Regions from separate parts of the Homo sapiens genome. Here region 2 is linked to region 1. The links are chromatin loops, found by intact Hi-C in ENCODE. Cell type or tissue: endothelial cell of umbilical vein. All regions are shown on one strand. Each heading gives the region's core, and the rest is flanking DNA. Links, peaks and the distances in the headings are about the cores only.

The links. Peaks named below come from ENCODE experiments on the same cell type or tissue, not always from the same donor. Only the 100,000 strongest peaks of a DNase experiment are listed, where the experiment ranks them.
Region 2: a loop joins it to region 1, with 4 times the contacts of the local background. A loop is called at or near these places in 2 of 110 quality-filtered maps.

What each region holds. Positions count from the first base shown.
Region 1 is chr1:21,695,343-21,711,825 of GRCh38, reverse strand. It overlaps USP48 (ubiquitin specific peptidase 48), which reads left to right. Exons shown (of 27, transcript NM_032236.8): 16 at 4,958-5,082; 17 at 5,237-5,359; 18 at 5,639-5,700; 19 at 5,989-6,099; 20 at 7,434-7,564; 21 at 8,208-8,314; 22 at 10,224-10,328. Among named protein-coding and RNA genes, the nearest start is that of RAP1GAP, 34 kb to the right of the region's middle. In endothelial cell of umbilical vein, for the core only: a CTCF peak has its summit at 8,305 (motif pointing left); a DNase peak (open chromatin) is centred at 8,315; H3K27ac peaks cover 489 bases.
Region 2 is chr1:21,807,413-21,822,801 of GRCh38, reverse strand. It overlaps LDLRAD2 (low density lipoprotein receptor class A domain containing 2), which reads right to left and starts at 10,537. Exons shown (of 5, transcript NM_001013693.3): 1 at 10,266-10,537; 2 at 7,979-8,404; 3 at 6,728-6,859; 4 at 1,191-1,352; 5 at 1-600. The coding sequence starts at 10,350. The coding sequence ends at 587. It overlaps HSPG2 (heparan sulfate proteoglycan 2), which reads left to right. Exons shown (of 97, transcript NM_005529.7): 97 at 1-558. RefSeq lists enhancers at 313-1,179, 10,452-10,746 and silencers at 8,053-8,172, 11,901-12,051. In endothelial cell of umbilical vein, for the core only: a CTCF peak has its summit at 8,129 (motif pointing left); DNase peaks (open chromatin) are centred at 3,925, 5,781 and 6,611.

The DNA of each region.
Region 1 (16,483 bases), core at 5,002-13,001:
TCTCCACTTCAGTTTCTGGTAGGCTTGTAAGATCTTTGTCCCCAATGTTGTACGGGTTCATTTATTATGCTAGGCACTCTGTGGAAGCCAGGTGTGTTTTGGAGGGGCTTGGTGACTGAGCTTCACTAGTTCGGAGCCCCAGCTGGCTTGTTTCACTGGGAAATTCCCAATGGCACTGTCTGCTATTGGGCCACTAAGGTTTTTCCGTAAGTATCTTTTATTTGCCTGCCTGGAAAATTCAGACCTGCTGTCGCTCTTCGGAAGCTGTAGAAAGAAGAGGACTTAGGAGTCCCTGCATTGAAGAGTGGAAAGGTTTAATTATCCCTGTCTCAGCTTGTCACTTCATTTGTCTCTGTGTTTTGTGTCCCCTGTTCAGGGGCCTTAGGTTTTGTTGTCCTAGAATAAGCATCTAGTCTTTTGTGGCTAGAGGGGGCAGTGATCTCAAGGGCAGAGAAGGGGACTGAGCATCTAACTACATACTTCTTAAATAGACTTTCCATCCCTTCTCTCATTTTTTGTAAATCCCTACCTTTACTTCATGAGGACCCAGTTTTTGGGTCTGTGGGACAGTACTGCAGTGTAGCAAATCTGGCTACTTCTTGACTTTCGCCAACTTAGAGTTAATTTTTATTGTGTCTCATTAACCTTCTTTTAAACCCTTATAATTTTTATCCCTGTTGTTGCCTCTGTTGTCTTCATCATTATAACTGTATGTCTTTTATATATATATATAAATAATTCCTTTGGTGTGGTGGTTCACATCTATAACCTCAGCACTTCAAGAGGCTGAGGCATTTGAGAGCAGCCTGGGCAACATAGTGAGACCCCACCTCTATTTAAAAAATAAAATAAAAATTAGGCAAAGTGGCACACGGCTGTAGTCCTAGATGCCCAGGAAACTGAGGCAGGAGCATTGCTTGAGCCCAGGAGATTGTGGTTACAGTGAGCTATGATCACGCCACTGCACTCCAGCCTGGGTGACAGAGTGAGATCCTGTCTCTAAAAATAAAAGTTTTTTTTTTTTTAATTCTTTATTGTGATTTGATGATGTTTCATGAGGCACTTAAAGTAAATGCAGTTTTAAACATCATTTTAACCTGGAAAGTCCTTGATTTAAATTTTCATATTTTTATAACAAAACCCCTATATATTTCTAACGTGTTGTATGTATTTAATGTATCACAGGTTTTGTGTGAATTAGTCATTGGATTATATTCCATTGGAAGATTTACTATCCTAGAGTTCAGTATTTGTTGCAGATATTATATAACAAGCTTTATAATACAGATATTATATATATCAAGCTTTCTTACCCATTTTACTTTTTATTCCTTTAAGTGAATAACCTTCCTATAGCTTACCTTGTTTATTACACCTAGTTTGCTTAGACGATGGGCTGTGTTTTGTTTTGTTATTTTGAAAGTACTTCTTGAGATGTCCTGAGGCCCAAAGTATTATATACAGTTTGAACTAGATTGAGGGTGAGGGGTTGAGGGTCATTTATCCAGTATCTAAATTCATTGTTAACTAGATTTCTCTTTTTACCAAAGAATCTTTGAGTTTTAGATATTCTAGTTATGTTTACTGAATTGAATCTCTCTTGACTGCTTTGATCTTGTTTTGGGAGGTATTGCTCATAGAATGGATTTAGTTGATTGGCTTTCTCTTAAAATTTAAGAAATAACATGTTTCATTGCAGGATACAAGTTTAATTTCTAACAATTTATGTGTCCCAGTGAAAAGAGCAACCCAAATTTATTTAACTATTTTGAGGTCATAGACAATATTCAAGTATATTTACTTCATTATCATTCATTACATTAATTTAATTAATTGTATTAATATTCATAGTTAATATTAATGATATATTAACAACTACTATGGTAGTAATTATTAGAATAATAGGAAATTATATTTAGAAACTCAGCTAACAAGTAGAGTGAAGGACTATATATTTTTATTACCAACTAGACTACAGTAAAATGACTATTTAATATTATTCTGATCTCAGAAATGAATTTGGGTTGTTCTTTCCTTGTCATATGAAAAACACTCATCCCACTTAAAAGCCAGTCACTACCTAAAAGTACCCCCACATCAGAATGAAGCCGTGCACCCACAGTGTCTGTGGTCTCCTCTGCTCATTTAATAGTAAAGTTTGTGTGTGCATTCCCATTATTGTTTCCTCATAACCACATGGGGTTATACCACACACAAAGAAGCTCTCTTTTTTTTTTTTTAAAGCATAAAAAGGAAACCATTTAAATATTGTAGTTGCCGTGGAGTTCTTTCCAAATCAGGTCATGGAAATCTACCTTAATCTTTTTTATGGTTACGTTGTATTTCACATAAGGACTTACTAAGTTAAGGTTTGATAATCCAATTAACCTTTTTCTTTCATTTTTAAAAATAAATTCCCTAATTGTGTCTGAGGATGGGCACGTTAGAATAAGTTTTCATAGACTCACGGGAAATTTAAATTAACAGCCCACCCAGAAGGAAATACATGTTTACATTCTGACCCCATTTCTCTGGTAACAAGTCTGTTAAAGCAAAATAATCTTTTGGGGATTATTCAAAGATCCAGAAGAGGTGAGGGGTAGAAGTTAAGTTGCATTCTGAGGTATTATAAATTATAGGGACCAGGCATAGTGGCTCATGCTTATAATCCCAGCATTTCTGGAGGCTGAGGTAGGACGGTTGCTTAAAACCAGAAGTTCGAGAGACTCCCTCTCTACAAAATAAAATATTAGGCGGGCATGGTGGCTCATGCCTGTTAGCCAGACTACTCAGGAGGCTAAGGCAGGAGGATCGCTTGAGCCCAGGAGGTCGAGGCTGCAGTGAGCTATGATCGTGCCACTGTACTCCAGCCCAGGGGACAGAATGAGACTCTGTTTTCTTTTCTTTTCTTTTCTTTTCTTTCTTTTTTTTTTTTTTTTTTGAGACGGAGTCTTGCTCTGTCACCCAGGCTGGATTACAATGGTGCGATCTTGGCTCACTGCAACCTCTGCCTCCCGGGTTCAAGCGATTCTCCTGCCTCAGCCTCCCATGTAGCTGCAATTACAGGTGCACACCACCACTCCCGGCCAATTTGTTTTGTATTTTTAGTAGAGACAGGGTTTCACCATTTTGGTCAAGCTGGTCTTGAACTCCTGACCTTGTGATCCACTCACCTCAGCCTCCTAAAGTGCTGGGATTACAGGCGTGAGCCACTGCCCCCGGCCTGTTTTCTATTAAATAAATAAATAAATTTTAAAATATATTATGGGGTTCGAATGAGCTATAGACCTGGGTTTGTTTGTTTGTTTGTTTGTTTGTTTTTGTTTTTTGAGACAGAGTCTTGCTCCTCGCCCAGGCTGGAGTGGAATGGCACAATCTTGGCTCACTGCAACCTCTGCCTCTTGCATTCAAACGATTCTTCTGCCTCAGCCTCCTGAGTAGCTGAGATTACAGGTGCCTGCCACACACCTGGCTAATTTTTGTATTTTGAGTAGAGACGGGGTTTCGCCATGTTGGCCAGGCTGGTTTCAAACTCCTGACCTCGTGATCTGCTCCCCTCAGCCTCCCAAAGTGCTGGGCTTACAAGTGTGAACCACCAAGCCCAGCCTCAGACCTAGTTTTGTTTTGTTTGTTTTGTTTTGTGTTGTTTTGTTTTGTTTTTTTGAGATGGCGTCTCTCTCTGTTGCCCAGGCCAGAGTGCAATGGTGGTTATCTTGGCTCACTGCCACCTCTGCCTCCTAGGCTCAAGGAGTCCTCTTGCCTCAGCCTCTGGAGTAGCTGGGACTACAGGCAAGCACCACCATACCTGGCTGATGTTGGTATTTTTAGTAGACGCAGGGTTTCATCATGTTGGCCAGGCTGGTCTCAAACTCCTGACAAGTGATCCACCTGCTTCAGCCTCCGAAAGTGCTGGGGATTACAGGAGCAAGCCTCTGTGCCTGGCCTATAGACCTGGTTTCGTATCCCAGCTTTATTACTCACTAGCTGTACTCTGCCTGGTTATATTCATCTTTCTAAATTCATTTATTATGGAAAGTGTAGTATGTATTTAGAAAGCTCATGGCTTTATTACTCTTAATAAATCTGTAGGTACCTTGCCAATGGGTGCAGAAACAAACATATGACTTTAGAAATTTAAAGATAGTTTTCTGGGTAATGACCGATATGGGTAGATAAGTGAAGTTCACTAACTTACTGCTTGGGAACAGCTGAAACAACAGTAAGTATAACCACAAGTAGAGCCAGAGGAGAAAGGTCCTGGCAGGGTGGCGGTGACTAGTATTATTTTTTTATATCTTCTGGGATTTTTGAAGATTGAAGGGGATCTTCAAAATAAATTGCAAATAGCAAAGAAGTTGGTGCTTGACTGGAGATGGTTTTCAGATTGAGCAGTAGATTGCTTTATCTTCTGTTTGAATTGATAACTTTGAATTGATAACTTAAGGCAGTGGTCTTGTGATGGCTGGACACAGCTTACAAAATATTATTTTAATGCAGTGTGATTTCAAGATTAGTCAAATGGGAGGCAATAAAGTCTGCAGGAAATGATAACCTTTGAGTGTGGGAGTAGATGTAATTTTGTTAAGCAGCGCTTGCCATGGCACAGAGGTCCCAGGACTCCTGGAATCCCATTTTTGACTACTTCCTTCCTTGCAAGGAGAAAGAAAATGCACGGTTTTAGCTTTGTACGTTTGTTTTTATCTCATGATTTTTTTTTCAATCACAGACCTAGATTAAGGACGTAAAATTGAGGTTAATGGCTACCTCCTTTAGAATTAAAATGAAATCGGAAATTCAGAAGTTTTTGAAAACAAGAAAAGAGAGCTAGAAATACCAAACTTTAGCAAAGCAAGAAAAGCGTACCTGTGGATTTTTCTTAAGTTTAAGAAATAGGAAATAGATAATGACTTTTTTTCAGCTGTTTTTTTTTTTTCCAAATATATTTTTTTAAACTCAGGTGAGTTATGCATATCTGAAAATGAAAGAAGGCTTGTTTCTAAAGAGGCTTGGAGCAAACTGCAGCAGTACTTTCCAAAGGCTCCTGAGTTTCCAAGTTACAAAGAGTGCTGTTCACAGTGCAAGGTACTGAACGCTACTGACATCTGGGGAAATGGCATGCCACCTCCCTGGGTTGACTTCCCAGGGGAATTAACACTGTACTTCTGACGGGGGTGTAGGGAGGAGGCAGGTCATGTGCTGTCAGCAGGAGACAGTTGATTGCTTCATTCTCTTTCAGATTTTAGAAAGAGAAGGGGAAGAAAATGAAGCCTTACATAAGATGATTGCAAACGAGCAAAAGACTTCTCTCCCAAATTTGTTCCAGGATAAAAACAGACCGTGTCTCAGTAACTGGCCAGAGGTATAATGATTCCCACAAAAGAAAGAATGCATCTTTTCTTTTTAAAGCCCTTGCCAAATTCCCAGTGAGCTATTTCAGAACAACCCAGAACTTCTCATATTCTCATTTGTTTAGTTATCTAACCAGGGGATTTACTCCAGCCTGCTATTTTTTGGTAGAGGACTGTGTTTTCATTTTATTTATAAAACTTGAATAAGGACAACCAAAGTATATTATAAGGAATTTGTGTTAAGCAGGCGGTGAATTGACGGATACTGTTTTGTGATTTTTGTGTTCTAGGATACGGATGTCCTCTACATCGTGTCTCAGTTCTTTGTAGAAGAGTGGCGGAAATTTGTTAGGTAGAAACAAAATATGTTTTATTTCCTTTATTGTTACTGATTTGGTTGACTCTGGTATTTTTTAAGATATCGTGGATTCTGTTTGTTGTACCCTTCCTTCATGGTTACTTTCACCAGCATACACTGAAAGCTTTCTTTTCTATTAATTAAATGAATAAGCCTAAGAAACACATTGAATTACTAATATTTTCTTAAATATATCTCTGATTTTGAAATAATTATTTTAAAATCTTCTCTTTCGTCATGCAGTAATTAGGTATATTTCTCCTCCTTGTCTCATTTGAGTAGAAAGCCTACAAGATGCAGCCCTGTGTCATCAGTTGGGAACAGTGCTCTTTTGTGTCCCCACGGGGGCCTCATGTTTACATTTGCTTCCATGACCAAAGAAGATTCTAAACTGTGAGTTCCTTCTCTTCATGTGATTTTTTTTTCTTCTTTTCTCTTTTTGATGATTAATAAAATATGTTTAGGAAATTTCTCATCTGACATAGTCTGTTTTAAGAATTTAGTCCTTTGCTGAATTGTGGGGTTTTTTTTTCCCCTTTTAAAAGAGAAGAAGACTGCTTCTCCAGGAAAGACAAGAGGCTGCCCGAGGCTATTTGTCTTTTTGCTCTTTCCTTGTCCCTCTTGAAGACAACACAGCCACCCTTTCTCTTCCCCCGCTGCTGGTGACCAGTGCTGAGACCTCTTTTCCAGAATCACAGAATCAACATGGTCTTGGTTATAGGTTTTGTTCTGCCATGGCCAGGCTTCAGACAATTAAAGGAGGAGGCTAGCAGGGTGGCAGAGCAAAGCCACTGCACTGGTCATCTGGAATTCTAGGGTCTTAGAACCCAAATTTTATTCCATGCTTCAAGTACTTCCAGAGGTGTTCATCTGTGAATTTCTCCCGATTTTACCAAAAATCGTGATATACGAGAAGGTAGAATGCTTCCAACATTGTCAGAAAATCAGGAAAAGGAAATTGGAACACATAAATAAAAATGCCCTTGGGGTTAAGCTAGAGTTTTATTATTCATATTTCAGTACTTTAACATCATTTAAGGGAGTTCAAAGTTTATATATTCTCTACATTTTCTCCCTCCTCTTTCTCTCCCTCCCTCTCTGCATCCCGCCTTCCCTGTTGCTCTCTCACTCTCGCTGTGCATCTCTCTTCTCTTTCCTCCCTCCCTTTCTTCCTGTCGTTGTTATTGCAAATGTCAGACTTCCAGGAAAATACACCAGTAAGCAAATGTGTGTTACCATTCAGTTTAAAAGTTAAATGGTTCAAATATGATTAAAGGCCCCACAGTGCTTATCCTTCTGTTGCTACTTCTCTTTCTCCCACCCTTCCTCTCACACTAACCACTGTACTGAATTTAGAGTTTATCTGTCTCAGAAAGTATTCTGTAAAAAAAAAAAATGCACGCACATAATGTCTTGCATATTTAAAACTTTTTATATAAATGGCACCATACTGTATTTATACTTCTGCAACTAACTTATTTTACTCAATTATGTTTTTGAGATCTAACCATGTTGATTCATGTAATTTCAGTCCATTTAGTTTCGCTGCTGTGGTAACATTCCTTTGTATGAAAAACTATTCTTTGTTGATGATACGTATCTTTTCTCTCTAATTCCTTTGGATTAAATGTTAGTGTTAATGGTTTTGGTTTAGCAGACTAATGGATTATGTTAATTCTCTTAATTTCCATGTGTCTTAAGGCATGTTGTGTTTTTTTTTTGCACAGTATAGCTCTCATATGGCCCAGTGAGTGGCAAATGATACAAAAGCTCTTTGTTGTGGATCATGTAATTAAAATCACGAGAATTGAAGTGGGAGATGTAAACCCTTCAGAAACACAGTATATTTCTGAGCCCAGTAAGTTTTCATATTGCTTTCGGTTTCTATAGTTAAGAGCTGACATTTTAAGAAGAAAGGGTGTGTCAGTGTTGTCTGCTTAAAGTTAAAGATCATGCGGCGGTCCCAACTCCCTAGGTGGAAACTCTCATTATAATCATCCCATTATTTGTACGTTTATTTATGGACAGTAAATGGATTTCCTTATCATTTGCATGTAATAGAATATAGTGGTTAATAGAAAATATTATTAAGAGTTTGGGCCAGCACACTAGCTCATACCTATAATCCTAATACTTTGAGAGACTAGGGTGGAAGGATTGCTTAAGGCCAGGAGTTTCAGACCAGCCTGAGCAACATAACAAGACCTTCTCTCTACAAAATAATAAAAATGTAGCACATATCTGTAGTCTTGAGCTACTCGCTGAGAGGCTGAGTCAGGAGCATGGCTTGAGCCCAGAAGCTTGAGGCTACAGTGAGCTATGTTCATACCACTGTACCCCAGCCTGGGTGACACAGCAAAACCTTGTCTCAAAAAAAGAAAATGTTACTAAGAGTTTAATGAATATTCACTAGTAACTTTGACATATGTTTTTAGATCTTTGATTCTTTAACAATGATTCCTCAGCCACTTCTGTTTTCCCTTTTTTTTTTTCCCCCAAAGAACTCTGTCCAGAATGCAGAGAAGGCTTATTGTGTCAGCAGCAGAGGGACCTGCGTGAATACACTCAAGCCACCATCTATGTCCATAAAGTTGTGGATAATAAAAAGGTACTGGTCCCTCTTGTGGCAATGACTAGTAATGATCAAGCGTGCTCTTTGGCTTGATTTGCTGTTGTATTTGCACTGAGGGTCTGCCTAGGACTGCATTTTTGTTCCTTCAGAGCTGTTTGGCATCAGAATTGAAATTGGACAATAATTGAAAATGAACAGTTATGTGATTATATGAGAATTTAGTTTGTTATTAATTGATGCATAGATATTTACTGAATGTCAGCTGTGTTCCAGGAATGGTCCAGGTGCTGGGGATACAGTGATAAAGAAGGCAGGTATAATACCTTCTCTCAAAATTATAGGCACCTAGTGAGGAAGATCAGGAATAAAGTATAAATTCATATGATTTCACACAGAAATGATTGTTTTGAAGGAACTTTAGCAGGGTCAAGTGGAGGTTAGTGTGAGACAGGGAGTAGACAGGAGAGGCGTCTTGGAGAAGTTGTTTTTACCCAAGCCCTCACTGTCAGGGATGCAGCCTGGGAAGTGTTTTCCAGACAAAGGAAACAAAGGTCAAAAGGATAAGCCTAATGTGCTTATGCAACAGAGTGAAAACCATTGCACCTAGAACAGTGCTGTCCAATAGAGCTTCCTGTGGTGATAGACAGGTTCTAGGTTCTGTATCTGTGCTGCGCACTGCAGTAGTCACTGGCCATGTGTGGCTGTGGAGCATTCGATGTGGCTAGCGTGACTGAGGAATTTAGTTTTAGTTGATTTAAAATTAAATAGCTACATGTGGCTAATGGCTACCCTAGTGGCTATTGCTGGTCTAGAATGAAATTTATTCCAAGAAGGGATCATGATATGGAATGAACGACCATACACTATCAGGTTTTATACATCATACCAAGGATTTGGGTTTATTCCCAGTGTAGATATAAGCCCCTGGAGAGTTTCAAGCAAGGTCATGATATGATCTGATTTATAGTTTAAAAAAAATCACCCTGGCTATAGTGTTTGGAATTGCTGTGAGGGCATAACAGAAATAAGAGAGGTCAGTTAGAGCCTCTTCCATTGACCTGCAAGGATAGGTGAAATTGATTGGATATGTTTGGGAAGTGGAGGTGTTAATACTTGCTTGGATTGGATTTCCAAGCATTTTTATTATATTAGGGATGGCTCTTGGGTAGATCCTGACCCATATCTCTAGATATCTTATTAATTTATTTAATTCCATGCTTTCTGGGATTAAAGACAAAATGGAATACATTTTATTTGATGCTTGTTTCCAAACACATTTTTTAGAAGGGTAACTTATAATTATGCCCTGGAGGCCAAGGGTTCTGCTTTACAAGCTAAATAAACTAAGGCCTTCATTTCCTAATTTGCCGAGAAAATGAAGTTAATGAGTATAAATGTCTCTGTTTCTCCCTGTAAAATTTTCTTAAATCTTTTGTTCTCTGGTATAAAATATTATCCAATTTAGATGTAGTTTCATTATTCAGTTTAATAAGAGTATTTCATAGTGTTTGCAAGAGAGCGCTTCTTCCATCTTTCGTTTTCTCAATTCTTAAAGAGCATGTAACTCCTGCCACTTGAATAGTTTGAGAACTTGAAAAGGCTTGGCAATCAGTGTGCTCGGGAAGGTGTCAAGCACCTTCGAACTTCTGCAAAATAACATCATTGTACAAGACTGATAATAATAACTGCTCTGCAGAGACCTCTTAAATGTATGGTGAGCACATTAAATACTACAAGAATAAGTCATAGGGTAAAAAACTAACATGTTAAAAGAGCATAGAAAACCGTGAAGGCTTGATTCTTGATCCACTCTCCAGTCTATAATCCCACCATGATAAAGGTGTTCCTCGTCTTGATAAAGGTTGCCGGTCCCAGCCCCCACATCCTCCATAGCCTGCCTTCCTAGGGTCTGACCTACTTCTCTTTGTTGTCCTGGCACATTCAGGTGATGAAGGATTCGGCTCCGGAACTGAATGTGAGTAGTTCTGAAACAGAGGAGGACAAGGAAGAAGCTAAACCAGATGGAGAAAAAGATCCAGATTTTAATCAAGTATGTGTTGAAGCTGCTTTTCATTGTTATACTTTCTGCTGTTCTTATAGAGCAGCCACTCGAAGCCCCTGGCCATGTCTCTGTACCCTGTATGGGATATTGGTTCTTTTTTTTTCTTTTTTTTTTTTTTTTGAGATGGAGTCTCGCACTGTTGCCTGTGCTGGAGTGCAATGGCACTATCTCAGCTCACCACAATGTCCGCCTCCTGGGTTTAAATGATTCTCCTGCCCCAGCCTCCTAAGTAGCTGGGATTATAGGCGCCCACCACCACACCCGGCTAATTTTTTATATTTTTAGTAGAGACGGGGTTTCACTGTGTTGGCCAGGCTGGTCTCGAACTCCTGACCTCGTGATCCGCCCACCGCAGCCTCCCAAAGTGCTGAGATTACAGGCAGGAGCCACCGCACCCGGCCTTTTTTTTTTTTTTTTTTTTGAGATGGATCCTAGCCTTGTCAACCAGGCTGGAGTACAGTGGCACAATCTCGGCTCGCTGCAACCTCCACCTCCCAGGTTCAAGTGATTCTCCTGCCTCAGCCTCCCAAGTAGCTGGGATTACAGGCATGCGCCACCACTCCTGGCTAATTTTTTGTATCTTTAATGGAGACGGGGTTTCACCTAGGCTGGTCTTGAACTCCTGATGTCATGATCCTCCCGCCTTGGCCTTCCAAAGTGCTGGGATTATAGGCGTGAGCCACCGCATCCGGCCCATAAATTGTCTTTTGAGAACAGGAAATCGTGGGAATATGGTTGATGTAGGTGGAGATAAGTTTCAGCTTCTCAAAAAGTCAGACCCCCACATTGGAGGATATTTTGTACTTTAAACTCATGGATTTTCTACTCAAAGTTTTATTTTTAACAGATGAGATGTTTGTTTTCTTTCTTTACTACTAAAATAGTGTAGTGAAATTGTGGATGGTGTTCTCCCTGAAAGAATGAAAGTGTTACAATAGCCATCTGCAATATCTGTGACAGGGCAGAGGTATCTGGGCTTGTTGGCCTGTCTGCATGTTGATACTGTTACTTCATTTTTAACATTGATTGAGAGAGTCTGAAAAGCCGTCTTGATTTGAATCTTGGTGTGCCCAAAATAAATGTTACTTGTGGTTTCCCAACCGGTGTAAAGGGATGTCAGCATTTGTTTTCCGTGGCTTATTGGCGCTCATAAAATAACCTCAAAACACCTGTGAAGAAGCAAAATCATGCAGTTTGTGACAGTGATCAGCCACTCTTTAAGTTGTCCTTCCCAGTCTGTATTTCAGTCAGTCAACACTGGAGGGCCCTTTGCTTCAGTGCTAACCAAATCTGTACACTTGATGAGAATGCAGGTTTTCAGTTTAAAGGGGATATTTTTCTATAGTAAGTGATGCCCTTATTAAACTCTGTGTGCATATATACATCTTGTGCTCCTTGGCATAAGGAACAGGGTAAAGAAGGGCAGCAAAGTCATGTCTGCAAACGCTTGTGGAGACATATTAGTTGACTCTACTAATATGTCTCCACAAGCGTTTGCAGACATGACTTTGCTGCCGCCCTTTACCCTGTTGTCAACTCTGTTTTCATGTCCCCATCTCTGTGGCGGGGACATCTCTGTGGTCTATACAAGCCATCTTTCGAGCCACATTTGTGCAAACTCGATTGTGTGCTTTTCAGTTGATATATTAAAAGTGTGTGTGTGTGTGTGTGGCCAGGCGCAGTGGCTCACGCCTGTAATTCCAGCATTTTGGAAGGCCGAGGCGGGTGGATCACTTGAGGTTAAGAGTTCGACACCAGCCTGGCCAACATAGTGAAACCCGTCTCTACTAAAAATACAAAAAAAATTAGCCGGGCGTGGTGGCGGGCACTTGTAGTCCCAGCTACTCAGGAGGCTGAGGCAGAAGAATGGCATGAACCCAGGAGGCAGAACTTGCAGTGAGCTGAGATCACGCCACTGCACTCCAGCCTGGGTGACAGAGCGAGACTCCGTCTCAAAAATAAATAAATAAATAAAAATACAAAAATTAGGCCAGGCACGGTGGCTCATGCCTGTAATTCCAGCACTTTGGGAGGCTGAGGCGGGCAGATCACGAGGTCAGGAGATTGAGACCATCCTGGCTAACACAGTGAAACCCTGTCTCTACTAAAAATACAAAAAATTAGCCGGGCGTGGTGGCGGGCACCTGTAGTCCCAGCTACTCGAGAGGCTGAGGCAGGAGAATGGCGTGAACCCAGGAGGCGGAGCTTGCGGTGAGCCGTGATCTCGCCACTGCACTCCAGCCTGGGCGGCAGAGCAAGACTCAGCCTCAAAAAAAAAAAAAAAAAAAAAAAATTAGGTGTGGTGGTGTGGGCCTGTAATCCCAGGTACTGGGGAGGCTGAGGTATGAGAATTGCTTCAACCTGGGAGGTGGAGGTTGCAGTGAGCCGAGATTGTGCCACTGCACTCCAGCTTGGGCGACAGAGCAAGACTCTGTGCATGTACATGCATTTGGGTGTATGGGTGTACATATCCATCCCGATTCAGGACTCCATTCTCTTTTGTCTGTTTGGCTGGCAGTACCGTATGTTTTAGTTATTATCACTTGGTAGTATGGCTTAATAATCAGTTGGGAATCAAATTTTTTTATTTTGAGACCAAGTATTGCTCTGTCGTCCAGGCTGGAGTGCAGTGGTGCCATCTCGGCTCACTGCAAGCTCCGCCTCCGAGGTTCAAGCCATTCTCCTGCCTCAGGCTCCCCAGTAACGGGGACTACAGGCGCCCGCCACCACGCCCAGCTAATTTTTTGTATTTTTTAGTAGAGACGGGGTTTCACCGTGATATCCAGGATGGGGGAATCAAATCTTTTATTGCCTGCTGTCACTAATTATCTGTTCTCTGGTTAACTTTGTAAATTAGTTTGTTAAACTTGACACAATGTTCTTACTGTCTTTAGTTTGTTATTTTAAGCTTTGCTTTTCACCCTAAGAGTTATTTAGAAACTATCTACATTTTCAAGTGATTTAGATTTTAGAAAGCTAACTTTTTTTTGGTGGTCTAGTTTTATTCATTGTGGTCATGACCACAGCAATTTTTTCAAAGTGTATGTGGAATCACTCTCCTTAGTTGTGGATGACAACAGATTTCACGTTTATAAATATGATAGAGAATGTTGGGGAACATTGCTTTTTATACTGTAATTATTTTTTATACTTTATAATTTTCTTCTGTCTTCCTTTTCCTTCTTTGGATATTGTAATACTCTAAAATGTTTTACATTTTGCTTTCTCACAAAAAATTTTTGGCTCACAAAAAATCTCAAGTGTAACCTTCCTCTTTGGAAAAGAATAGATAGTCCCTGAAAAATGTTCAGCATTTTCAAAATGTCACCCTCCTCATCACATATCTCAGTACAAAGATAGCTTCTGTAATTGCTGCTTTAAATCCCTGTAATAAAAAATGATGCATTTCTGCTTGTCCTTAGTGGAGATAAACAAATCCCTTTTCCTCTTTTCTCTAAGCTAGATCAACCCAACTCCTTTGACTTCATCTAAAAATTTAGGTTAATAATATACTCGGTATTGGGTATCACTTAGGTAATTGAAAGCCTTCTAAAACCAGTGGGCTGGGTTTTTTTGTCAGTTAAGTTGGATTTAAATTCTCCAGATTAAGAAAGAAATAATTCCAGGAAAAGCCTTTAGATCCATTTAAAATCAGAGTTATTAAAAAATCTGTCTTGCTTGATGCTCAGGGTTTTGGTTTTTGGTTGTGTTTTGTACTTCTAAAATAAAATTATATGTTGATGTAGTTATTTTTCTTTATATTCCTGATTGTAGAATTTGGGTTCAATTTGACCTTTTCTTTTCTTTCTTTTTTTTTTTTTTTGAGATGGAGTCTTGCCCTGTTGCCCAGGCTGGAGTGCAGTGGTGCAATCTCAGCTCACTGCAAGCTCTGCCTCCCGGGTTCACGCCATTCTCCTGCCTCAGCCTCCCAAGTAGCTGGGACTACAGGCGCCCACCACCAAGCCCGGCTAATTTTTTGTATTTTTAGTAGAGACGGGGTTTCACCATGTTAGCCAGGATGGTCTCAATCTCCTGACCTTGTGATCCGCCCACCTTGGCCTCCCAAAGTGCTGGGATTACAGGCATGAGCCACCACGCCTGGCCTGACCTTTTCTTTCAACAGTCGAGACTGAGAAAAATGTTTCATCGGGTTTCATTTTTTTTTTTTCTTTTTAACTCACATGTGCACTTAACTTTTTCTCGTGAATCTTAGAATCACTCAGTTGCCTATGTAGATTCAGGGCTAGAGCTAAACTATCCTCAGGCAGTGTCTCGCCAGTGGTCGGCACCCTGAACAAATGCTCTTCTGTGTTTGGGTCTTGATCACCTTCTGCTTTGTAAACTGTGGAGCCCATGAGTAATGAGTATGTGGCATCTGTGTCTATAATGACCGTTAAACCACTTTGCTTATACACGGCTGACATTCAGTGACGACTGTGGAAACCAGAGCCAGGGCCTTGAGGTTACCTCATCCAGATTTAATTAAACCAGGGGAAAAGATTTTCTTAAAAATCCTGCTTCTTTTATTCCCTGGCCTGGTTAGCAGAAGAATCTCCCCTGCGCCTCTCACTCACCCCCCATCCCCCACCGCCCCCACCGGCCACCACCACCACCTTTGGTACAAAAAGCAAAAGAATCTTGATCATTAACCTCTGATCATTAACCTCTTGATGAGGGATTTATAGGAGTACTGTAGAGGACATTTGGTCCTCATCTATTTTTTTCTTGACTGGTACCGCATGTATCATGCACACCCAGGGGCATCCTTTTTACAGCACCTTTAGGTAGTCATGGCCATCATGACATTTCCCCTCTAAAAATAAAGACAGTGTCCTACCTAATACTAATAATGTGCTCATAAATAAGAAAACTAACGAAAACTCCCTAATGTCCTCTAATACCCATACTCAGATATGTCTTGAACAGTTTTTTCCTCTCAAATCAGTATGTAATTAGGATATGTGTTGTTTGTATCACTTTAGACTTAGAATTTGGAACAGTTACTCTGTCTCCGCACCCGCTTTCTTTCCCTTCTTCTTCTCTTTTTGAGACAGAGTTTCGCTCTTGTTGCCCAGGCTGGAGTGCAGTGGCGCAATCTCGGCTCACCGCAGCCTCCGCCTCCCAGGTTCAAGCAGTTCTCCTGCCTTGGCCCCCTAGTAGCTGGGATTACAGGCATGAGCCACCATGCCCGGCTAATTTTGCATTTTTAGTAGAGAGGGGGGTTTCTCCATTTTAGTCAGGCTGGTCTCGAACTCCTGACCTCAGGTGATCTGCCCACTTCGGCCTCCCAGAGTGTTGGGATTACAGGCGTGAGCCACCATGCCAGGCTCTTTGCCTTCTTGACATTGAACTTGGACCAGTTTGATTTCTTTTAGATTGTTCCATGTTCTGTATTTGGCTGATTGCTTCTTTATGTTACTTATTTTAATTTATTTATATATCCCCTATATTCCAATTTCTGTAAATTGAAAGGTGGGCGTAAATGTTTGATTACATTCCAGTATAACATTTTTGCAAGAATATTTTATGAGTGAGTCTGTATATTTTGCCATTAGGACAAGTGGTAAAGTCTTGTTTTTAGTCAAACTAAGTTTGATTTTTTTTTATTAATGTTCCATATTTTATTTTTAAATTCACAACAGTTTATACTTAGTTTCCATGTCATTCTCAAGAAGAGAAGAAAATGTTTAAAATTCAGGTTGTTCATGAACTAAGTTTTGTAATCCTCAAGATTTTCAGTTTATTATGTTTTTCTGATGTAAGGTCTTTTTTATAAAAGAGACAGAGTCTCACTCTGTCAGCAGACTGGAGTCCAGTGGTGCGATTGTAGCTCACTGCAGCCTGGAACCACTGGGCTCAAATGATCCTCCTGCCTCAGCCTCCAAGTAGCTGGGACTACAGGCTCATGCCACCACGCCTGGCTAATTTTTGGTTGAGATGGGTCTTAATATGTTGCCTAGGCTGGTCTTGAACTCCTGGGATTATAGGTGGGAGCCTCCTCACCAAACCTTAAATGTCTCTTGTAACAAACATTTAAACTGCTTACATGCACTTAGAGGTGTGTATTACTCATTATTTTCTTTTATCAATTTTATGTGAGCCTGCTAAGAAAGTCTCGTTAGTTTCTACTCATTGTTTACATT
Region 2 (15,389 bases), core at 3,141-11,140, 110 kb before region 1:
CATCCCCACCAGCTCGTTTTTCAGCACCCCCACCCACCTCCACCCAGCCCCTGGCACCTCCTCTGGCAGACTCCCCCTCCTACCACGTCCTCCTGGCCTGCATTCCCACCCCCTCCTGCCAGCACACAGCCTGGGGTCCCTCCCTCAGGGGCTGTAAGGGAAGGCCCACCCCAACTCTTACCAGGAGCTGCTACAGGCAGAGCCCAGCACTGATAGGGCCCCGCCCACCGGGCCCCGCCCACCCCAGGCCACATCCCCACCCATCTGGAAGTGAAGGCCCAGGGACTCCTCCAACAGACAACGGACGGACGGATGCCGCTGGTGCTCAGGAAGAGCTAGTGCCTTAGGTGGGGGAAGGCAGGACTCACGACTGAGAGAGAGAGGAGGGGGATATGACCACCCTGCCCCATCTGCAGGAGCCTGAAGATCCAGCTCAAGTGCCATCCTGCCAGTGGCCCCCAGACTGTGGGGTTGGGACGCCTGGCCTCTGTGTCCTAGAAGGGACCCTCCTGTGGTCTTTGTCTTGATTTTTCTTAATAAACGGTGCTATCCCCGCCAGGGGCCTCCTGAGTCTTTGATGAGGGCTTCACTCAGTGGAGCCTGTGGATGGGGCAGAGCAGGGCAGGTGAGATCTGGGGGTGAAGCAAGCTGGCTTGGGATCAGCGAGGCCCCCAGGCCCCCAACCCTGTGAGGCAGGAATTGTCCTATTTTCTAGAGGGGCAGCTGAGTCTCAGAGGGTTAGGGGGCCTGTCCAACATCAGACAGAGAGCCAGGGGGTTAGAACCCAAAGAGTCTGACCCCAGAGCCTAGTATCATTCCCATGTGCCCGAAGCCCCTCTAGGGATGGCCTCCCTGATCCTATAAGGCTGGGCCACTCAACTGCAGCCCCCTGGGGAGACCTGGCTGGGACATGGGTAGCACGTGGTACAGGCTGTGCTGCAGTGGAGGCAGAGGCCACGGGCACCAGGTTGCCAGGCCAGCCAGCTGGGAGAGCAACAGCACCAGAGGAGGCCCAGGAGGAGGCCAGCAGAGGCCAGGAGCATCGAGGAGGCCAGCGCCACCCCTCAGAGCTGGGGGCCTGTGGGAAGAGAAAGTCCACTCAGGCCTCGGCCTGGGTCCTCTGCCCCGTCCCCATCACCTAGAGAGGGACAGGTATGATTTTGGTGGGAAGAGTAGGAGCAAGGTGTAACCTTCCAAAGCTGCGTCTTGTCTCGTGGGGTCCCTGCCTGCTGGGGAACTCCTCTCAGCTGCAATCCAGAGGGATCCTGCAGACCCGAGAGCTGGGGAGGGAGTCAGGGATCTGGAGGTATGGGCATCTGTACTTCCTGTCTGGCTGGGCACCGGAGAGGGACCTGCATGGGAAAGAACAGAACTAGCACACTGAGAACTGCCCTTTCTGGGACACTTGTGTGTTTCATTCAATCCTCACAAGACTTCCCTGAGTTTGTCACTCTGTGTTTCCATTTTACAGAGAGGTTGTCACTTGCCGAGTTCAATTAGCTGGAAGTGATAGGAGGACTTGAACTCACATGGTCTGGCTCCAGGGCCTAAGGTCTATGAGTGGAGCTACTTCCCAAGGAAGAGGGTGTACATGTACTGAGCATTGAGGCAGGGTCTCACTCTGTCGCCCAGGCTGGAGTCCAGTGGCGCAATCACCACTCACTGCAACTTCTGCCTCCCAGGCTCAAGTGATCCTCCTACCTCAGCCTCCCGAGTAGCTGGGACTACCAGCACGTGCCACCATGCCTGGCTAATTTTTCTATTTTTTGTAGAGACGGGATCTCACTATGTTGCCCAAGCTGGTCTCGACTCCTGAGCTCAAGCAATCCACCTGCCTCAGCCTCCCAAAATGCTGGGATTCCAGGCGTGAGCCACCATGCCCGGCCATGAGCATTTTCTGTGCATCAAGCACCACACTCTGTGCTGGGCCCGTTACCTATGTATGCCACTCACAGTTTACAACAACTCTGAAGGGTGAGGTTTATCCCCATTTCACAGATAAGGAAACTGAGGCATAGAGGTTCCTTCTTCCATTCATTTGACTAGTATTTCTTGAGCATCTCCTATGCCCCCAGGCATGGCTCTAGCAACTGGGGGATACAACCATGAGCACATGACAAATATGTCTTCATGGCACTGGGAGTTTAGTGTGGGGAGAAACAAAACACATGAATAGAATTTATGTCTAAAGGAGATAGATGCTAGTGAGAAAAATTACGCATGTTGGTGGGGGCAGGGCTGCCGCTTTTCTTTTCTTTTCTTTTTTTTTTTTTTTTTTTGAGACGGAGTCTCGCTCTGTCGCCCAGGCTGGAGTGCAGTGGCAGGATCTCGGCTCACTGCAAGCTCCGCCTTCCGGGTTCACGCCATTCTCCTGCCTCAGCCTCCCGAGTAGCCGGGACTACAGGTGCCCGCCACTGCGCCCAGCTAATTTTTTGTATTTTTAGTAGAGACGGGGTTTCACTGTGGTCTCGATCTCCTGACCTCGTGATCCTCCCGCCTCTGCCTCCCAAAGTGCTGGGATTACAGGCGTGAGCCACCGCGCCCAGCGGGCTGCCGCTTTTCTTACTGTGGCAAAGCACATAACGTTTACCATTTAACCATGGTTAGGGGTACAGTTCAGTGGCATTAAATATATTCTGATAGAGTTTGGATCTGTGTTCCCACCCAAATCTCAGGTCAAATTGTAATTCCCAGTGTTGGAGGTGGGGCCTGGTAGGAAGTGATTAGATCATGGGGGTGGATTTCTCATGAATAGTTTAGCACCATCCGTTTGGTGCTGTTCTCAAGATAGTGAGTTCTCTCAAGATCTGGTTGTTTAAAAGTGTGCAGTGCCTCCCCACTCACTCTCTCTTGCTCCTACTCTGGCTGTGCCTGCTCCCCTCGCCTTCTGCCAAGATTGTAAGTTTCTTGAGGCATCCCCTGAAGCTGAGCAGATGCCAGCATCATGCTTCCTGTATAGCCTGCAGAACTGTGAGATAATTAAACCTCTTTTCTTTATAAAGTACCCAGTCTCAGGTGTTTTTTTATAGCAATGCGAGAATGGACTAATACGCACTCACATTGTGCAGCCATCACCGCCATCCATCTCCAGAACTTTGTATCTGCCCAAACGGAAACTCCATCAACTCCGTCAATTCCATTAACTCCATATCCTCCTTGTCCCCACCCCCCCAGCCCCTAGTGACCATGGCTCTACTTCCTGTCTCTGTGATTTTGACTATTCTAATATACATATGTATATGCTTATAAAGAAAATTTATAATTTTCTTATAAATTTATAAAGAAAGGTAATTTATAAATTTATAAATTTATAAAGGTAATTTATAAAGAAAAGAGGTTTAATTGTCTCAGTTCTGCAGGCTGTACAGGAAGCATATCTAATATACATATTAGAATATAATAATAAGTTACTAATAATAACTTTTTTTTTGAGACAGTTTCGCTCTTGTTGCTCAAGCTGGAGTGCAACCGTGCGATCTCGGCTCACCGCAACCTATGCCTCCCGGGTTCAAGTGATTCTCCTGCCTTAGCCTCCCAAGTAGCTGGGACTACAGGCATATGCCACCACGCCCAGCTAATTTTGTATTTTTAGTACAGATGGGGTTTCTCCATGTTGGTCAGGTTGGTCTCGAACTCCCGACTACAGGTGATCCGCCCACCTCGGCCTCCCAAAGTGCTGGGATTACAGGCGTGAGCCACCGCACCTGGCCAGGGTTGCTATTTTTATATAAAGGAGTCAGGGAAGAACTTAAAGAGACCCACCAGGAAGCAAAGGAACGAGCTTGCAATGCAGATCTCAGAAGAAAAGTCTTCTGGTAGAGGACACAGCTACTGCAAAGGCCAGAACAAAGCTGGAGTGTGGAGGGGAGGCGGGGCCAGGGAGGGGGTGGGGCAGGGAGGAGGCGGGGCCAGGGAGGGGTGGGGCGGGGGGCGGGGCCAGGAAGGAAGAGGCGAGGCCAGGAAAGAAGGGGCAGGGCCAGATCGTGCAGGGCCTTTGAGCCCGGGCGAGGCTTTGCCTTTGCTGAATGTGATGAGGGTTTTGAGCAGGATAGTGACATAACCTGATTTACTGTTTTAAAAGGTACCTCTGGCGGGGAAGCATAACTCCCCACTCAAGTGGGCTATACATAGTGACTTCCCAAGAATACAGTGGGGAAAGATGGGACCAAAAGTAACGGTGGAGAAATGAGGCAGACATCAGCCAGGCGGTCAAGGTCAGCGTCAACCACCGTCCAACACCAAACACCCAACACCAAAGTCATGTTTGGTGTGATGTGATGTGATGAAGATGGCATTTCACCTCTGTGAACTGTAACTCTAGTCTTTTCATGAGAAAAGTATCAAATAAATCCCAATAGTGGGGCATCCTACAAAATCCCTGAGCAGTACTCACAACTGTCAAGATCATTAAAAACAAGGAAATCCTGAGAAACTGCCACAGCCAAGGGGAGCCTAAAGAGGCATGATGACTATTAATGAATGTAACATGAGGCCGGGTGCGGAGGCTCACGCCTGTAATCCCAGCACTTTGGGAGGCCAAGGCGGGTGGATCACTTGAGGTCAGGAGTTTGAGACCAGCCTGTCCAACATGGAGAAATCCCGTCTCTACTAAAAATACAAAAATTAGCTGAGCGTGGTGGTGTGCACCTGTAATCCCAGCACTTTGGGAGGCCAAGGCGGGTGGATCACTTGAGGTCAGGAGTTTGAGACCAGCCTGTCCAACATGGAGAAATCCCGTCTCTACTAAAAATACAAAAATTAGCTGAGCGTGGTGGTGTGCACCTGTAATCCCAGCTACACCGGAGGCTGAGGCAGGAGAATCGCTTGAACCAGGGAGGCAGAGGTTGCAGTGAGCCGAGATCACGCCACTGCAGTCTGTCTAGCCTAGGCGACAGAGCAAGACTCTATCTGAAAAAAAGTAATAAAATAAATAAATAAATAAATGTAACATGAGATGCTGAGTGGGATCCCGGGACAGAAAAAGGACATGAGGTAAAAACTAGGGAAAACTGAACAAACTGTGGACTTTAGTTAATAATATTACTTCATTAATTAAAACAAATGTCTCATACTAATGTAAAATGTCAGTAATAGCACCCAAACTGAGTGCTGGGTATATGAGAATTTTCTGTACTATCTTCTCAATTTTTTTGTAAATCTAAAACTGCCCTAAAAAATGAAGTTCATGCAATCCCAGCACTTTGGGAGGCCAAGGTGGGAAGATCTTGAGTCCAGGAGTTCGAGACTAGCCCTTGCAATACAGTGAGACCTCATCTCTACAGAAAACACAAAAATTAGCTGGGCATGGTGGTGCATGTGTGGTCCCAGCTACTCTGGGGGCTGAGGTGGGAGGATCACCTGAGCCCAGGAAGCAGAGGTTGCAGTGAGCCGAGATGGCGCCACTGCACTCCAGCCTGGATAACAGAATGAGAACCTATCTCAAAACAATAAATAAGTAAGTTCATTTGAAAAAAAGAAAAAGAAAAAGAAGGCTCCCCCAGGCTTCCTTCTTCCTGTGTTGTCAGAGGCAAAGGACAGAAGGAGGGAGACCAGTTCAGAAGTTATTAGAACAACCCAGACGAGAGCTGGTGGTGGCTCAGACCAGGTGATGGCAGAGCAGGTGTGAGAAGGGTCAGAGTCTGGAGAGCTTTCAAAGGACTTGTCACTGGCTTGGTTATGGGTTATAGGCTATGGGTTAAGCGGGGAGTAAAAGATGACTCAGTGAGGCCTGGGCAGCTGGAATGTGAAGTCGCTGCTCAGCGAGAGGGAAGCAGGATGCAGGGAGGGCTGTGGACAAGGAGTCCAGTATGGGGCAAGTTAAGTTTGAGATTTCGCCTATACATCCACGCAGAGATGCTGAGCAGGGAGGAGGTTATGTGGCTGAAGTTCAAAGACAAGTCCCACAGGTGATACGATATAAATGAGACCCACAAGGGAATGAGCCTGGATGGAGGACAAGGGGACATAGGACCTGGGTCTCATGGCACAAAGCATACAGCATCAGGGAAATGACCAGGAACCTGCAAAAAAGGCTGAGCGGGGGATGGGGAAGGTAAGTGTGTGGGGTTCTGGGAAACTGCATTTCACCCCTGTTCAACTGTACATGGCAGCCCTACCTCCATCCCACTCCTAATTGGGTGTGGTGGGCAGGTGGGACATCTTTAGATCCCCAGGAAGGTTATTCCTGGGTGATTTGTTCTGGTCCCTTCCACCAACCCTAGCCCTCCTATCCCACTCCCCTGTCTACAGAGATCATTCCTGCTCATTTTACTCACTGGCTTTATGACCTTGGGCAAGTCACTTCTCTCTAGGCCTCAGTTTCCTGATCTGTAAAGTGTGGGAATCAGACTGGATTGATGGTTTTCAAAGTATGTCTTGAGGGTGACACTCAGGGCCCTCAGAGAGACATCAGGCAGCCAGGGCCCCAGGCCCACCATCCAGTTAAGCAGAGGATATCTCCTTTGAATGTCTTGGGCCTCCATGCCAGGTCCCATTTAGCAAAAGTTTCCACCACTAAAGCATCATTTGGAATCCGCCGGATGAGATCATCTGCAGCATAGTTCTGGCCCTGACTGCTCTGCCCCTCCAGCCCTTGGCCTAAGCCGATTCCACACTTCCGCTTTCCTCTCTCCTGCCTCCCCATCGGGGCCCTGCCCTAGGGAAGGGGAGTTAGGGCCAGGCTTCCCTCCAGCTGTTCAGTAGGGCCCAGTCCACACCCCGCACTGACCTCTGCAGTCAGCTGGTGACCAGGAGCCCTGGTCACTGCCATCGCCACAGTTGTCCATGCCCCAGGGGTCACACACGAGGCTTGAGGGGATGCACCTGCCATTCTGGCAGCGGAAGTAGGCACCACAAGGTCCTGAGGCCAGAAGCAGAAGCCTGAGGTGAGGATTCCGGTCCAGCCCACGACACAGCAGGATGTGTGGCCCCCATGGTGACAGTGTGGGGGTGTGGGCAGGAGAGAGCTGCCCTCATGCATGCAGATGAGAACATGGATGAGTGTTTCATGGGGAGGAGGGTGGAGGATGGCAGCTAACATGTACTGACTTCCTCTTCTGTGCCATGCACAGCCGTAAATACTACACATCCTGGCCCATTGAGGCCTCACAATACCCCTATGGGGCAAGTACTGTTATTAATTTTATTATTTTTTAATTATTATATTTTTTAAATTATTTTTTGTTGTTGTTTTAGGCAGGTCTCTCTCTGTCACCCAGGCTGGTCTTGAATTCCTGAGCTCAAGTGATCCTCATGACTTGGCCTCCCAAAGTGCTGGGATTACAGGCGAAAGCCACGGCGCCCAGTTGGGCGAGTATTATTAATTTCAGTTCCAAGAGGGCCCTTTCCTGGCTTGAGTTGGTTTCTGCTGCCTACAGGCCTGGCGAGTCCTAAGCACACCCTTCTGCAAACATCTGAAGGGCTGACCCAGCGCAGAGCAGCCAGCATGTGGCATGAGAGCATGTGAGCTGTGTGTAAGTGTGCAAGGCGGTACTGTGTGCATATGAGGTGTGTGATGGTGAGTGTGCAGTGTGAGGCGTGTGCTGCAGTGAGAGGCATGAGTGTGGAGTGTGTGGGGGCGATGAGGTGCGTGGGTTGTGCGTATGTGACATGGGTGTGGATGTCAGAGTGTGAGGTGTGAACGTGTGGGAGTTGTGTGTGAATGTGTGTGGGGAGGAAGTTGTGTGTGGATGTGTGTGGATGTGTGTGCGCACTGGGGCTGGTAGGACAGTCTGACGCACACATCCATGGTAGCCAGATTTATATGGTTGGCTCTTAGGATCCGGGAGGTCCCTTATTGTGACTCTGCCACTAGCCACCACCTTCTTCCCTCCCGTTGGACCCAGTCCCTGCCATCTTGTGCTTCGGGCACCCCTGCCATTCCCCTGTCGGCAGCGGCCCTCACCGGGGCCCCCACTGTGGCCCCAGTCCCGCATGGCCTCTGCAGAGGGTCCCGTCCCGGCCTTCAGCCCCAGCTCACCCAGACGGAAAGAGGTGACTTCGCCCACGAAGTCCACGCGGGGCTGGCGGCCTCTCGTGACCAGGCGCAGGCCTAGAAAGGGTCCGGAGGATGCCACAGGCACCGGGATGTTCAGGCCGCACAGTGGGGACCCCAGGGGCCGGGGCGCCCCCGGCGGGCCCTCGTAGAACTGCAGGTAGGAGCCGGGGGCGCACGGGTCGGCCGGGGCCGGGGAGGAGGTGTTGAGCGCCGGGGGCGCGGGGGTCAGGCTGTAGACCAGGAAGAAGCGGAACTGGAAGCGGATCCGGTCGCCGGGGGCTGCCGCCTGCACCCAGAGCCCGCAGTCGGTGTCCGGAGCCACGAAGTAGAACCTGCGCGATGCGGCGTGCGAGCGCAGCAGCAGCCCGTCCCCCTGCCACGTCTGCCCGCACAGTTCCGCCAGGTCGGCTGCAGCGGAAGGCACGGAAACTGGAGCCGCGCGGCGCGACCCCGAACTCTACTCTGTCCCCTGCCCGCTGTGTGATCCCAAGCGAGTTACTCGCCCTCTCTGAGCCTCATTTTCCTCATCGGTAAAATGGGGATGATTAATCAATCTCAGAATGATTGTAAGGATTAAATGATTTAATTTAATTTAATTCAAATCTACAATCCCTTATTCGAAACCCTAAGATGCGGGGCCGAGCGCAGTGGCTCACGCCTGTAATCCCAGCACTTTGGAGGCCAAGGCAGGTGGATCACCTGAGGTCAGGAGTTCGAGACCAGCCTGGCCAACATGGTGAAACCCCATCTCTACTAAAATACAAAAAATTAGCCGGGCATGGTGGTGCGCACCTGTAATCCCAACTAATCGAGAGGCTGAGGATGAGAATCGCGTGAACTCTGGAGGCGGAGGTTGCAGTGAGCTGAGATCAAGCCACTGCACTCCAGCCTGGGTAACACAGCGAGACTCCGTCACCAAAAAAAAAAAAGGGGAGGGGGAGAGCTGTGTGATAAGGAGCCCCTTTTCTTCCTGCTTTTGAAAGCTGCTGACTGAGGATGAGGATGGGATGTCCAGAGCTGCAGCAGCCATTTTGCAAAGATGAGGTCAGAGCATTTCAGAGGAACAGTGACATTGTTGAGCCGTTGAGTTAACCATCTCTGGAATCACCTATGACCACTCTTAACTGAAATAGCAAATATCCTACCATTTAAGCCCCATTTAGTTTGTTATCTGTTACTTACAGCCCAAAACATCCTCACTGGTACAGGGTTGTTGTGAGGATTAAATGAGAAGATGTGCAAGTACTCAAAGTAGCCCTGATTTCTGTAAGCACAGAGAGGAAAGAGGAGGTGGGTTTTCTGGTGCAAGATAGGGACCAGTGGGTACTTGAGGACCAGCCAGGATGTGGGTCTTTGAGGAAAAAATCCTTCATCAGAGCTCAGGATGTGGGAGCACTTTCCAATATTTGGTATTTCTCTGCTAAAGCCAGAGCCTACCCTGAAGGTACACAGGGCAGGCATGGAGTTTAGAGAGTAAGGGAATTGGGCACCCTTTTTTTTTTTTATTTCTTTGAGACGGAGTCTCTCTCTGTTGCCAGGCTGGAGTGCAGTGGCGCAATCTCGGCTCACTGCAGCCTCCGACTCCCTGGTTCAAGCGATTCTCCTGCCTCAGCCTCCCAAGTAGCTGGGATTACAGGCACATGCCACCATGCCCAGCTAATTTTTGTATTTTTAGTAGAGATGTGGTTTCACCATGTTGGCCAGGATGGTCTTGATCTCGTGACCTCATGATCCGCCCGCCTCGGCATCACAGAGTGCTGGGATTACAGGCGTGAGCCACTGCGCCCAGCCGGGAATTTGGCACCTTTTATGTGCCAGGTATTATGAAGTGCCTTGCATGACTTATCTCATCTTATATGCCAATAATCATAGTCCCTTAAGGGGCAAGGGCCTATTATTTTCATTTTACTGCCAAAGAAATTCAGAGAGTTGAAACAATGATCTCAAAGGTACAAACATAAGAAGTGGCAGAGTGTGTAAATGCAGCTTCTCTGAATCCGAAGCCTACAGAGTTTTGCAAAGCAGGCCCTGAGGGCTGTCCTGCCCACTCCCAGACTCCTGCTTCTAGGTGACTGGCAGATCCAAGCCTTCCAGAAGGCTTTGGGTTGGATTTGGGGATGCCAAGCAAGACCAGACACAGTTTCCCAGCCTCCCCCAGCTCAAAAGGTCTCAGCCCAGCAGGATGAGTGCTGACTGGGGAAACATAGTCTCTAAGGATGGTGGGGGCCCAAGTCTTCTGGGTGCCCCAACCAAGCCCCCTGATACTTACCTGTCTCCAAAGCAGTTGCAGTCAGGGCGGCTGCCCCCAGCAAGAGCAACCTTTGGGGCAACTGCAGAAGACAACAAGCCTCCATCCAGGCTCTGCTGTGCCCAGCAATGGGGCAGACCCACAGAATCTTCAGCTTGGGGTCTCTGGGGAGACTGGAGTATGGGGCCTGGTCAGGCCAGCAGGGAGGCTGGTGGGACACAAGGAGAAGGGGGAGGCAAGTCTTCACTATGATCTTAGTGCTTTGCCTTCCAGATCCTCTTCATTTGGTTCAGAACTGTGTCCAGGGGTTGCCATGGAGATTTGGAGCAAGGGCTAGAGCCTGGGGAGAGGAGGCAGGGAGGAGATCTGCTCCCCTTCTGCCAGACAGGAACCAGGAAACTCAGATCCGGTTCAGCCATAGGGCTTCTGGGAGGAGGACCCACAGGAAGCCAGATCTGCTACCTTCCTAGATCAGCTGGCCCCTTAGGGACTGAGCTTGAGGGAGGTCCAGGACACCAAAGGAGCCTCTCTGAGGGCCTAGAGAGCAGCAGGCAGAGAAGGAGCACTGGACCAGGAGTCTGCTGTATTACTAACAAGCCATTCCTGCCTCAGGGCCTTTGCACTCATAGATCCCTCTGTCTGGAGTGTTGTCCCCCCATAGCAGTGCACGGCTGACTTCTTCAGGTCATCAGGTTGTGGCTCACATGTTACCTCCACAGACCACACTCTCCTGACCACCTCTCCAACTAAATTAACACTCTCTCTCTTTGTCACTCAATCACATCTCAAATGTATCATCCCAGCACTGTCTGGAATTATTTTGCCTATTCATTTCTTCTTGTATATATTGTCCACTGGCCTCCACTAAAATTATATTCCATGAGTATCTTGTTTACCTCTGAACCCTTATGTCATAGCACAGTCACTGGCACAAGGCAGGCGCCCAGGAAATAATGAAAGAATAAGTGTGTGGCATTGAACAAATGACCCCTTTTTCTGGATTTTACTTTCCCATGTGTAAAATAAATACCCTGGACTAATTCAGACTTTTTCAAAACGTGTTATTAGTAGAACAATTTTTTTTCAAAAGGTATGTTACAAGGAACCTTTATCTATAAAACTGAAGCTTTTCAAGCCCTGGCATCCTTCTCTGGAAAATGGGATAATGATTAATTCCAACCACATAGTTGCATTGTAAGAATTAAGTAACTTGGCCTGGCTTGGTGGCTCATGCCTGTAATCCCAGCACTTTGGGAGGCAGAGGTGGGTGGATCACAAGGTCAGGAGTTCAAGGCCAGCCTGGCCAACATAGTGAAACCCCATCTCTACTAAAAATACAAAAAAAATTAGCCGGGCATGGTGGTGCATTCCTGTAGTCCCAGCTACTCAGGAGGCTGAGGCAGGAGAATCGCTTGAATCCGGGAGGTGGAGGTTGCAGTGAGCTGAGATTGTGCCACTGCACTCCAGCTTGAGCAACAGAGTGAGACTTCATCTCAAAAAAAAAAAAAAAAAAAGAATTAAGTAACTTAATACAAGTGGGGTACTTGGAATAGTGTCTATCATGTAGTAAAGTAACCAATGTATTTCAGCTTGAATGATGATCATTAATGTCATCGTTATTATTTAAGCAGATGTTTCAAGTGTGGGGGAGGGGAGGAGCTAAGCAGCCCAAATTGGCAGTGCCTGAGACACCACCTCAAAATCCCAGGAATCCATGAGAAGGTTAAGACCTCTGGACCTGGCCGGGCACAGTGGCTCACACCTGTAATCCCATCACGTTGGGAGGCCAAGGCAGGCGATCACCTGAGGTTGGGAATTCGAGAGCAGCCTGGCCAGCATGGTGAAACCCCATCTCTACTATAAATACAAATATTAGCCGGGCGTTGTGGCACAGAGGCTGAGGCACAATAATCGCTTGAACCCGGGAGGCGGAGATTGCAGTGAGCCGAGATTGCACCACTGCACTCCAACCTGGGCGATAAAATAAAAAAAAAAAAAAACCCAAAACAAACACCTCTGGACCTATTATTCCCTAACAGCTCTCCCTCCTGGAGCGGTCATTTGATGCAACCTTGATTTCCTACAGTGTATGATGTCCAAATCTGTACCTTGGGGAACTCCAAAAAGACTCAAATCTTCCCTCAGCAAGAATGAATTTATCATGAAGCCCACTGAAGCTTAAACTTCAGAACTCATCACCTGCATGGGATTATATGGTTTTTGTTTTGTTTTGTTTTTGTTTTTGTTTTTGTTTTGAGACTGAGTCTTGCTCTGTCGCCCAGGCTGCAGTGCAGTGGCGCAATCTTGGTTTGTTGCAAGCTCCGCCTCCCGGGTTCACGCCATTCTCCTGCCTCAGCCTCCCAAGTAGCTGGGATTACAGGCACCCGCCATCACGCCCGGCTAATTTTTTGTATTTTTAGTACAGATGGGGTTTCACCGTGTTAGCCAGACTGGTCTTGATCTCCTGACCTTGTGATCCACCCACCTCAGCCTCCCAAAGTGCTAGGATTACAGGCGTGAGCCACCGCGCCCGACCTTTTGTTTGTTTTTTTTTTTTTTTGAGATGGAGTCTCACTCTGTTGCCCAGGCTGGAGTGCAGTGGCATGATCTCAGCTAACTGCAACCTCCCAGGCTGGAGTGCAGTGGCATGATATCAGCTCACTGCAACCTCTGCTTCCCGGGTTCAAGAGATTCTCCTGCCTCAGCTTCCCGAGTAGCTGGAACTACAGGTGTGTGCCACCACACCCAGCTAATTTTTTATTTTTAGTAGAGATGGGGGTTTCACCATGTTGGTCAGGCTGGTCTCGAACTCCTGACCTCAGGTGATCCGCCCACCTCGGCGTCCCAGAGTGCTGGGATTACCGGAGTGAGCCACCGCGCCCGGCCGGGATTATATGTCTTCATAAAATTTGCAAAAGTAAGAATGGTTATAAACTTTCAGTTTTGCAAGATGAAAATGTTTTAGAGATCTGTTGCACAGTACTGTGAAAATACTTAACACTACTGAACTGTACACTTAGAATGGCTAAGACTGGCCAGGTGCAAGGCTCACACCTTTAATCTCAACACTTTGGGAGCCTGAGGTGAGAGGATCGCTTGAAACCAGGAGTTCAAGACCAACCTGGGCCTGTAATCCCAGCACTTTGCCTGAGGTCAGGAGTTCGACAGCAGCCTGGCCAACATGGTGAAGCCCAATCTCTACAAAAAAATACAAAAAATTAGCCAGGCGTGGTGGCACACACCTGTAATCCCAGCTACTCGGCAGGCTGAGGCAGGAGAATCTCTTGAACCCAGGAGGCAGAAGTTGCAGTGAGCCGAGATCGAGCCACTGCACTCCAGCCTGGGCGACAGAGTGAGACTCCGCCTCAAAAACAAAAACAAAAAAGACCAACCTGGCAACATAGCGAAACCCTGTCTCTACAAAAAATTAAAGTTAAAATTAAAAAATTAGGTGGTGCCTACACTCTTAGCTATACTACAGCTACTCAGGAGGCTAAGGCAGAAGGATCACTTGAGCCCAGAAGCTTGAGGTTACAGTGAGCTATGATCATGACACTGCACTCCAGCCTAGGCAACAGAGCCGATCCATCTCAGAAAAAAATGGTTAAGATAGTAAGCTCTGTTATGTATTTTCTTGCCATAATTTTTTAAAATTTTGCAAACATGAGGGGTACATGTTCTCAGGACCTCTTGATACTGTGCCTCAAGCCAAATAAAATTTTTAAAAAATACAAATAGGGTTGGGAGTGGTGGCTTACGCCTGTAATCCCAGGACTTTGGGAGGCCAAGGTGAGTGGATCACCTGAGATCAGGAATTCAAAACCAGCCTGGCCAAACTGGTGAAAACCTATCTCTACTAAAAATACAAAAATTAGCTGGGCGTGGCCAGGCGCGGTGGCTCACGCCTGTAATCCCAGAACTTTGGGAAGCCGAGGCAGGTGGATTGCCTGAGGTCAGGAGTTCAAGACCAGCCTGACCAATATGGTGAAACCTCATCTCTACTAAAAATACAAAAATTAGCCGGGCGTGGTGGTGGGCGCCTGTAATCCCAGATACTCGGGAGGCTGAGGCAGCAGAATTGCTTGAACCCGGGAGGCGGAGGTTGCAGTAAACTGAGACTGAGCCATTGCACTCCCACCTGGGTGATATAGCGAGACTCTGTCTCAAAAACAATTAATTAATTAAATAAAAAATTAAAAAAATAAAAATAGGCCATGTGCAGTGGCTCACCCCTGTAACCCCTGTAACACCCTGTAAACCCAGCACTTTGGGAGGCCAAGACAGGCAGACCACCTGAGGTCAGGAGTTTGAGGCCAGCCTGGCCAACATGGTAAAACCCCATCTCTACTAAAAATACAAAAATTAGCAGGTGTGGTGGTATGTGCCTGGATTCCCAGCTACCTGGGAAGCTGAGGCAGGAGAATTGCTTGAATCCAGGAGGCGGAGGTTGCAGTGAGCTGAGGTTGTGCCATTGCACTCCAGCCTGGGCGACAGAGTGAGACTGTCTCAAAAAAGTAAAAATAAATAAATTAAAATAAAAATTTTGCAAACATAAGATATTTTAACCACAGTTAGTTCAGACTTTTTTCTCTTTCCACTCCCAACCTCTCCTTCATCACACCTCGCTTCATATCAGGTGGCCACAGGTGTTTTGAAATCTGGCTAGGGAGAGGCTGATTTGGGTTTAGGGCTGGGGGTGAGTATATTTATGGGATTCTGGCCCCTTGCGGGTATAGTTATATTACTCCTAGGTGCCCCAGATGGCATTCAGGAATATTCCTAATGCCATTGTTCTGTCTCCCTGAGTGTTGTGATCTGAAGGTGCTGACTCAGAGAATATATGATGCCCAGCCCCAGGAGTACAAGGGCATTGTAAAAGAAATAAAATTTGAAATGCACGAAGTCAGAAATAGTGTGTGGAAAATCCTTCCAAATACACAGCTCACATGAGTAAGATATTTTATAGCAGTTGCTCCAAATTTAACAACAATCATTGAGTTAAATAATCTTACCAACAATGAATTACAAAACTGAAGGAAAAAAATTCCTAAACTATCACTAATAAAAAACTAATTTTGGGCTGGGCACAGTGGCTCACGCCTGTAATCCCAGTACTATGAGAGGCCGAGGCGGGCGGATCACGAG